2 separate regions of the Homo sapiens genome follow, and region 2 is linked to region 1. A link is an interaction called in ENCODE POLR2A ChIA-PET data of the cell type or tissue named here. Cell type or tissue: CD4-positive, alpha-beta T cell. All regions are shown on one strand. Each heading gives the region's core, and the rest is flanking DNA. Links, peaks and the distances in the headings are about the cores only.

Region 1 (4,000 bases), core at 1-4,000:
ACATTCACATGCAGGACCACGTAGTACCAAGACTTGTCTCCTGGCCGCATCTCAGCTCTCATGGAAACCTGGGGTTTGGTTCTGAGCCTGGAGACAAATGAGGTGGCTGTCTGTACCATGTTTCCCAATGGGTTCCTTTTCATGTGCAATATTTTCTCTGCCTATTGTAGAGGCTCAGCCTCAGAAAGCAAAAGCACAAAAAGGCCAAACCAAGAACTAGACCAACCAAAGGAAGCCAAGGGGAGGTGATTACGTAACCCCAGCAGCCAGGCTGTCTGCAAGCCGTATGACTTATTTAGCTGTCTGTCTTTTCGGATGTCAGACTCCATCCTTTCCAGCTGGCTCTCCGCTTTGGTGATTATATTAACACTCAGTAATTATAGGAAATGGACACCTCTCCAGTCACCAGCATTCCCAAGTGGCGGGATGGGGGATATTCAATACCAGGAACACCCCATCACAGGGGGTCAGTCACTGCCCAAGGTTTCAGTAGTCTGGCAAAAAGAGACAGAAATAATGGCACAGTAGTGAGTGCTCCCATGATGCAAAATGTATTAAATTTAAAGGCTGGTGCTTGATCTTGAGCGGATGCCCTGGGGTTAAAATGTCCTTTAAAAAATCCAAAATGATGAAGATGATTATCAGTGGTTGCCTCTGGCATTTTGACATAACACAAATTTGGCCCCTAATGTTAATCTCCATGTGGGGGAGAAATTCCTGACTGACGAAATTCTAGAGTCTGAGCATCACTGCTTTATACATAAGAAAATAACATAATAAGCAAAATAATAAGAAATAAAAGGAATCTTTTTCATTTTAAAATCCTATGTGTGTAGAGTTTTTTACCCTCAGCTTCTTCTCTTTATATAGTAGGTAACAACCGCTTAGGGTTTTTTTTTTTTTTTTTGCTGCCTTCTCCTGCCTTGCTTCCCTACCCTCTGCCCTCCTCAGAAGCCTCCCTGCCTGTTAGCCCAGTTCTATCTCGACTCCTAAGCTGGTCTTGATGGAGATCGGTGTAAAAAAGTAATTATGATAACAGCCACCATTTGCTGCTTTGCTTCATCTTTGCTATGTGCTAGTTACTTTATTCAATAAAGTGAATAAAGTGCAGCAACAATGGAAAGTGGACTCTTAGTAGTAGTACCAACCCTATTTTACAGATGGGAAAACTGAGGCTCAGAGAGGTTAAATCACTTACACAAAGCCACACAATTTTGAGTGGCAGAGCTGGAATGTGAATCCAGGCAGTCTGACCCTGCAGCTTATGTGCTTAACGATACTGCCTCTCATGTGGGCAAAGGATGGCCCAGGAGAAAGGCAGGCCCAGATTCCAAATCTGGCTTGACCGCCTAAGAGGCTGAGTCTTAACCTCTCTGAGCCTTTGCTGTTTCATCTGTAAAGTGGTCCTCCTGACAGCTGCCTCCTAGGGTTGTTTTGAGGATAAAGTGAAGTAATGGAGGGCCCTTGGGATATGGTACCCCATCTCCTTCCTCACCTGGATGGAAAGCCATGTTCCAGCCACGGCTACTGGCCTGCAAATGGCTTCCTGGGGCTTTTTGCTCTTATTCAGTCTTGCACCTTGCTCCCCCTAGTGCCAAAACCAAGCTGCAGCTCCCCTGGCTCCCTAAACATTGCTTTATTACCTCTCTCAAGCCACTGCCTCCGCCGCCAGGATTCTGACTGGTGGGAGGTTGTGGGCCTGCCAGCTCTCCTCACCTGAAGCCAGGCCTTGCAGACAGAATTCCTAACTAATGACATCCTTGCCCCTTCTGCTACCTCCTAAATTCCTCCTCTTTCTAGATTTGCAGCTCTATGACTGGCCCAGTCAATTGAATACCTGTGGACCAACTATTTCCAGGATAGTGACAGTGGCTTTTGAGTCTGTCCTGCTGCTGGCTTGTCCCCCCACCCACCCCCAGGCTGTGCTATTGGGAGGTGGGACAGGAGTACAGTAGTCACCAGCCACAACATGTCTTAGACATGGATCCTGCTCCTTCTTCTCCTCCATCTGCTCCAGGTTGTGGAGAGGGCTCCCACAGGCCTCGGACCCAAGTCATTCATTCCGATTGTGTGAATACCCTTTAATGAGGGACCTGTAATATCCCAGGCATGGTCTAGAGATCACGTATATCAGTGAATCCTCCTGGCTCCCTGTGAAGTGGGCCCCATTTACTTCCGTTTGACAGATGAGGAAACCAAGGCCTGGTAAGGGCAGAGAAATGTTCATATCGCCCATGGCCCATTAGTGACAGACCTGAACTTGCATAAGGCCTTCTTCATTATAATATCCCTGTGCCTGGAATGACACAGACCGAAAATGTAATGGGTTGTTTCACCGGGCTCTATTTCCAGAATCCATAGGAAGCTTGGCAGATGGGTGCTAAAGCTTCCTACCAGCTACTACATCTCCCTATCAGCTACCTCAGCCCAGGGAGTGCCTTCACCACTCCTGTGAGCCTCAGTTTACTCTTCCCACAATGGGCCTACAGATACCTAGTGATACTTCCTAGGGCTATAGGGAGAATAAAATGAGATCATGTCTGTAAACTGTGTGTCAACAGTACACTTCATAAATGTTATTCACCTTATCCTTGACAAAAGCTTCCACCGATACATTATTCTTGTTTTTAAAAACTTACAGCTATCTGGGAGCACAGACCAAATGGTCAGGGAACACTTTGCAGTCAGGCTTAGCTGAAAGTCGCAGATCCCAGAGGGCAGAGGAAAACTTCAGACAATGAAGTTTGGAGGGTCCACCTCTCCAAAGGGCCACATATTTCCTAGGGAACTCTAAAAATGCCAGGGAGAGACCCTCCTTTCCTGCCCCCCTACCCAAATCAGAAGTAAACAGCATATGGCCGGGCGCGGTGGCTCACGCCTGTAATCCCAGCACTTTGGGAGGCCAAGGCAGGTGGATCACCTGAGGTCAGGAGTTCGAGACCAGCCTGGTCAATATGGTGAAACCCCGTCTCTACTAAAAATACAAAAATTAGCTGGACGTAGTGGCAGGCCCCTGTGACCCCAGCTACTTGGGAGGCTGAGGCAGGAGAATTGCTTGAACCCGGGAGGCAGAGGTTCTAGTGAGCTGAGATCACGCCACTGCATGCTAGCCTGGATAACAGAGAGAGACTCTAACTCAAAAAAAAAAAAAAAAAAAAAAAAAGGAAAAGAAGAAGAAGAAGTAAATGACACAAACAAAGGAGACCCAGTGAAATGCCTGGAAGTCTTTAGAACTTATGAAGAAAACAGAGTTGATAGCAACCAGATTCTATTCTAATGATCCATGTCCCATCTGCTGGAAAGAACTTGCTTCCACAGCAAAATCTCTGCATATTCTCTTGAGCAAGGGGAGAGGGTCCAGAAAAACTTGTAGTTTGGGGAACTGGCCCCACAAATACTCGATCTCTGCTCAAGAGAATGTGGTGGCTGGGCCATCTCTGCATTACCTCTCGGGACCCCCTCCTTGGCACTGCAGCCTGTCTCTAAAATGCATACTAGAGATGGGTGTGCCCAAGACTGCCTTTGAAAGCGACTCCGAAAAATGTAGCACCCCAAAAGATGGAGTATCTGCGAATGACTTGCTGGATTTGGCTCTCCCGGGACTTCCTCTGGCTTCCAGGAGTGATGTATACCCGGGTTTTCTACCGGTTTGGGGAGCATTTATTAATGGTGCTCTGCTGCTTGTTCGAGGCAGGTGCTTTTTCACTGCCACAGCCTGCCCTGATGGATGGCACAGCCTCTTCCCTGGCTGAGGCGGCCCCAATCAGAGCTCTCTCTCCTCACTCCAGGCCTTACTCATCATAGTAGCTACTGTGTCCCAAATGCCAGCTGTGTTGAGACACTGTTCATATGTCTTGGCTTGTGGAAACCTCATAGCCTCCTACAGGGAAGGCACTATTAATATTGTCCATTTTGCAGATGAACATAGTGAGACATGGTTTAAGGACTCCCCAGAGGCCTCACATCGGTGTGAGGTGGCAGATCCAGGATACAAACCCAG
Region 2 (6,162 bases), core at 828-4,827, 270 kb before region 1:
ATGTAAATCTCTCAATTCAAATTTGGTTAACACTCATGACCTTTCAGGAAAATGCTTGCTTTATTGAGCAAGGAATCCATTCCTTGTAAAGAAGAACAAATGAAAGGTTTGGTTCTTTTTTACAAATATGGAATAAGGTCTGCAAAGCTCTATTTCCTTTTTCTTTCTAAATGTGAAAGCTGTTAGAGAAGCCCCTCTATGGGAGAGGTTTTGTTTTTAAATTTCACTTGACATTCTTTCCTGAAACACGCTTATTAAAAGGTCAAGATTAGGTAGAGATACCAAACCCTTTTGTGAGCACATTTTATCTGCTGCTGAAAAGCTCTTTATCAGTAGGTGGCGCTATAAGAATGAGATTACCATACGCAGGGGCCAACACATTCAGGATAGAAAGCAAAATTCCGCCCTTTCTTGGACATCTTCCTGAAGGAAACAGCTTCGCTCTGCACCTTCATAGGATTCCTCTTTGCTTACCCCGAGCTGTCCCGCTCTGAATTGCTGTTTGAGCAGAGGGATGCCCACATTGTACCCTTCTTAGAATCCCAGAATGTGAAGGCTAGGAAGGACCTCTTATGTAATGGCTTAGCTTGCAGTCTTTTCATCCTGGAATCACAGGATCTGTAAAGGTTAGAGGAACCTTAGAAATCATCTCCAACACTCATGTTTTCCATGAGGAAGTTGAGACTGAAATGAAGGACTCAAAATCACCTAGGTAGTTCATAGCTCAGGCAGGACAAGAGCCTTAGTGGGCTTGCTTGACATCCAGTGTTTCCCAGTTATTGGGGAACACTGCAGGGCAGTGTGAGAGGGAAATGATAAGTGGTGTGTGGGGAGACAGTGGCCCTGCCTGGCCTGGGTTCAGGCAGAGCTCACTGACTGTGGGTGGACAACATTAAACATTAAGGATTTTCTCCCTCTATTCCCTATAGTCAACGATTGCCACCCTTGCAGGACTTACGACAAATGTCAGGTGCCGAGTCTTTCTCTTTGATATGGTTTGGCTGTGCCCCACCCAGATCTCATCTTGAATTGTAGCTCCCATAATTCCCACGTGTTGTGGGAGGGAACTGGTGAAAGGTACTTGAATCATGGGGTGGTTTCCCCCATACTGTTCTCATGGTGGTGAATGAGTCCCATGAGGTCTGATGGTTTTATAAGGGGTTTTGCTGTTTGCTTGGCTCTCATTCTCTCTTGCCTGCCGTCACATAACACCATGCCTTTTGCCTTCCACCATAATTGTGAGGCCTCCCTAGCCAAGTGGAACTGTGAATCCATTAAATCTCTTTTTCTTTATAAATTACCCAGGGTCAGGTATGTCTTTATCAGCAGCGTGAAAATGGATTAATACACTCTTCAAGCTAACTTTCCCTTATTTCTGCCAACCAAACCACCATTTCCCCCAACACTCAGATTTATAACTTAGAGTCCCTGTTGTCTAGTCCCTTTAGTATGGATTCCCTGTGTGCTTGGAAACATTCTAGGCTGCAGGGTACAGAATCGAACAAAATAGATAAAATCCTTGCTCTTATAAAGAAAACAGAAAATAAATAGAATAAATAAGTAAATTAATTAGTATATTAGTGATGAGTGCTAAGGAGGGGGGGAAAATCCAGAGTGGAAAGAGGGATGTAAAGTGTTAGGGATGGAATAGAAATTGGGTCAGAGAAGGCCTTACTGAGAAAGTCCCTGAGTCAGGAGCAGGCTTTGAATCTTAGGAACAGAAAGGAGACCAATAGACTATTTCTAAATTCTTACCAAGTGCAGATTTGTTTTTTCTTTCTCAATGTGTCCTCCTGATCCCCTATTTGTCCCTGTTGTGATCTCTTTAGGCAAGGTCCAAGCCGAAACTGAACAGATGAGGAGGAGTAAGCCAGGTGCAGGGAGTTGGGAGGGTGAAGAGAAGAGGGATAAGGAGAAAGTTCTAGTATGTGGTAAAGGCCTACTGTTCCTGAAGAGTCATCTTATGCCAGACTAGAGGACTTAAACTGTCCTTGGAATCCACATTTGTGGCCTTGGTGATTATTTCCCTACTCTACCTCTTGGGGTCCCATGTCACTATTTTCAGGCTTAGCTTTCCAAACCTGGACAATCTTTTAAGACCCAGTAAAAATGCCATCTTTCTTAGGCGTGGGCAAGAAGCCCATCTCCACATGCTCATTCCCTACTTTGAGTCCTATAACGTAATAGATTATGTCTTTCATTTGCTATTTAATAGTCCTCCCTTCGATTGGTTACTTATCTTTGACTCAGCTGTGTGTTGACATGACACTGTTGTGAGCCACAGAAAGCTGAAACGTCTCACCCACCTATGCAGATAGTGCTTTGCAGATTACTGTGTTGGGCACCTACAGTGAGAGAGGCAGCTTCCTCCTTTGCAAAATGAAAGTAGGAAAATCTGCCTCTGGAGAGTTGTAAGGATTACATGAGACACTGGAATGAAAGTCCTTAGTTCAGGGTTGGCTTCCATTGTAACCACTTAATAAAAGGTAATGGTGACTTGGTTGTCACTGAAAAGACCATTGGACTTATAGCTGAGCTGTTGGTTCTGCTACTTATTAGCTTTGTGACCTTGGACAAGTAATTTAACAGGATTCTTGGGTCTCTCTTTTCTCATCTGTAAAATGGGATAATAATAACTAACTTCAAAGAACAATTTTGAGGCTCAAATTTCTAACAGTGTGTATGCAATCAATTATCTGAAGGGTCTCAATCCCTTTGGGTATAATGCCATGAAGTAGTTTTATTTTCCCCAATCATTGCTTCCAACTGTGCTATGTTGTATTGCTCTTTTCCTGGGGATAGTGCTCCCTTGGTGATAGCTTGGACAGATTTAATAACTTCCTAGTCACCTTGTGGTGTGGGCAATCTTGTCTCAGAGTTTAAGACACAGCGCAGTTTATTTTCATGACCCCAATATCAAGCTTGATTAAAAGTTCTGTTCCTGGCCCCAGGTAGATCATTCTCTTTTGCAGCCCTGGGAGCCTGGAGTGGAAGACCAAAGACCAGAGATGGCTCTGAGGTCATTGCCCTGCCCCCATTCCCCCCTCCTCCCCCCAGTTCTTGTGTAATTGAGGGCAAGGAGGAAGGTTACAGGAAGCAGAGGTATTCTTCTGTGATTGCCCACAAGGCCACCAGGGGTAGGCAAAAGTTGTGCCTCTGGCTTCCCTCCAGTTCTATTTGGGTCTATCTGATGCTAGCGCCCTCTGTTGGAGTGGTGGTCTCCTCACAGGTGGTGTGCATGTTTTTCTTTGGAGTGGTATTGGGTCTCCTCTGCCACTGGGGACCACTTTCCCTGGTTGACATTCCATCATTTGGTCCAGGGGTCATCAGGGCTGCTCAAAGATTCCTGCTCTTCTTGCCTTGGTATTGCTTTACCCAGTGGAGACACAGAAATTTCCAAATTCCTCTTCTGCACCCTCTAAAGGCCACAGAGAACAGGTATGGAGTGGGCCTTCACTGTCTTCTTTCCAGCCACACCACACTGCACCATGGATATTTCCAGCCCTGTGGGTATGGGCTATCCCACCAAGATATCCAACTTCAGTAAGAAGTTAAGTAAGCACCAGTCTGTTTCCAAAGTCCCCCAAATACAAGACTGCACATTTCGGGCACCTACTCTTTTTTCCCATAGTAAGGAGAGAAATGAGAAGGTTTATGGGCTATTCCTGGGTTTTTAAAACATTCTCCAAGAGCTCTCTCTCACTAGAGAATGCTTGGGGACAGCTTGATGACTGGCCCAGCAGGTACCAGAGATCAGCAAACAACCCACCAGGAAATGGGAAGCTCTTTGTCTTGCAAGCTCCCCTAATGTCTTAATCTGCTCAGGCTACCATAACAAAAAGTAGCATACACAGGGTGGCTTCAACAACAGAAATTTACTTCTCACAGTTCTGGGGGCTGGCAGTCTGAGATCAGGGTGCCAGCATGGTCGGGTTCTAGTGAGGGCCTTGTTCTGGCCTGCAGATGGTTGTGTTCTTACTGTGTCCTCACATGGCAAAGAGCAAGCTCTCTGGTGCCTTTTCCTCTTCTTACAAGGGTACTAATCCCATCATGAGGGCCCCACCCTCATGATCTCATCTGAACTGAGTTATCTCCCAAAGGGTCTATCTCCAAATACCAGTGTGTTGGGGTTAGGGCTTCAACATGTGAATTTTGGGAGAACATAATTCAGTCAATAACACCTAACATCACAAGAGGTATTCCTGGCTTAGAGGAGAGAATGTTCTCTCTCCACAAACACTGCACTTTCTTTAAGGCCAGTGATGTTTTTCTCTCCCTGCCTCTCCCTACCTCGGCACTTTCTCTAGTTCCTTCATATTATTTAGAAAAAATGCTGGGGCCAGGTGCGGTGGCTCATGCCAGTAATCTCAGCACTTTGGGAGGCCAAGGCAGGTGGATCACTTGAGCTCAGGAGTTAGAGACCAGCCTGGGCAACATGCCAAAACTCTGTCTCTATAAAAAATACAAAAATTAGCCAGGCATAGTGGCACAGACCTATATTTCTAGCTACCTGGGAGGCTGAAGTGGGAGGATCGCCTCAGCTTCATAAGAGTCAATGGACTCTTTTGGCCATTGAGTCCTATGTGAGGGGTGACTGGTAGTAGATGGAAGTATTTGTACCAGTTCTGGTGTCTTTTCAGCAAACTCTGCAGGAAGGCAGATGATTTCAATGGCTAATGGCTTCTAGAAAGCTCCTTGAGCTTGGAATATGGGGCTATCTAGTGTCATTTGTCTTCAGCTTTGAACCTCAGCCTATAGAATGGCCCAAAAAATCCTACTCTATATATAGCTCCATATTTGAAAGTGCTTTGAAACAACACAACATTATACAAAGAAAGGCATTAGTCTTAGTATTACTTGTTTCATTATTACTACTAGTAGTGTGCTGTTTTATTTATTTCGTACATCTTTTTCAAGTTCCTGCTGTGGCCAGACACTGTTTTAGGCACTGGGAAATACAGCAGTGAACAAGCGAGATCAAGTCTCTGCAGTCCTGAAATATGGACTATAAAAAAGTAAGCAACTATGTAAACGATGTAAACCAAGTGATTCCATTTTTTTTTCTTTTTCTGAGACAGTGTCTCTTTCTGTCACCCAGGCTGGATCTCCACTCACTCTTTCCTTTATAAATTACCCAGTCTCAAGTAGTCCTTTACAGCAGTGTGAAAATGGATTAATACAACCAAATATCTGGGCACCCCATGGCACAGTCAAGTTGACATAGAAAATTAACCATCACAATCTACCCCTTGTCATCATCTTCTTAAACCATACTTAATCTCCAAATGAAGACAATATCAAGGTTATAATTCTACCAGTTCTGCCAACTAATCTTCATACAGCCAAAAAGGCACGAACTCCTTCTCTAGAAGAGAAGTCCTTGAGTGATATTTACTCTTCTCCTTGATATCCCATAACTTAATACTATGATGTAAAATTAATAATACTTAAATACTATGACACAAAGTTAATACATCTATGTTGGATGATAAGGGAATAGAAGAGGGAAGAAAACAAAGATATTTGACATACACATAAACATATTTATAACAAAATAAAGAGAAAATACTCTTGGCAATTATAGTCTTTGTTTCTGTAACTGGCCAGGTGGTCATACCTGGTCTTTATAACTACCTTCTCCCATTACTTATTCTGTATCCCCTTTGCCTTCAACAAGCACGTCAGCTGGTTGTGGTTCTTTACCTGGTGGGTAACCCAAAACTTCATTCCTGGAGAGTCTGGGCCGTTAGTAGTCCTGCCTGGATTAGGTTGCTGTAGTTTTCATTTGGCCTTAATCACAGGGCATGGTAATACTAAGAGATATCATAAGGGATCTCCTATATTCCAGCCATGTTCTTCCTCACCTCCACTGTGAAGTACTCGTCCAATTTCTCTTGGTAGTCAGGATCAGTCACCCCAACTAGAGTCATGAGGAGCTCAAAGTAGCCAATCAGCAGTCTTAAGTTCCAGTTAAGTGAAATAATTTTTGTGTCTCTTGGTGGAAGCATTCTTCCCTCTCAGGAAAAAGATGTCTATGACATCTAGGCCAGAAGAGGATAAAGTTGTGGGAACAGAAAGCAAAAATTTTGCTAGTGGGTTGCTAGGGGTAATAGTGAGTGATGCCACTCCCATTTTCACCTGTTGGCTTCTGGCCTCATGAAC

What was found. ChIA-PET counts read pairs that join two places held together with the same protein. Peaks named below come from ENCODE experiments on the same cell type or tissue, not always from the same donor. Only the 100,000 strongest peaks of a DNase experiment are listed, where the experiment ranks them.
Region 2: POLR2A ChIA-PET joins it to region 1 with 10 read pairs; 5 of 35 experiments call an interaction of 5 or more read pairs at or near these places.

What each region holds. Positions count from the first base shown.
Region 1 is chr12:107,401,025-107,405,024 of GRCh38, forward strand. All of the region lies in intron 1 of ABTB3 (ankyrin repeat and BTB domain containing 3), which reads left to right. Among named protein-coding and RNA genes, the nearest start is that of ABTB3, 85 kb to the left of the region's middle. In CD4-positive, alpha-beta T cell, for the core only: a CTCF peak has its summit at 1,585 (motif pointing left); DNase peaks (open chromatin) are centred at 247 and 1,587.
Region 2 is chr12:107,131,631-107,137,792 of GRCh38, forward strand. No RefSeq gene overlaps it. Among named protein-coding and RNA genes, the nearest start is that of CRY1, 41 kb to the left of the region's middle. RefSeq lists a silencer at 281-575 and an enhancer at 2,941-3,235. In CD4-positive, alpha-beta T cell, for the core only: no CTCF peak of the experiment used is centred there; a DNase peak (open chromatin) is centred at 3,151.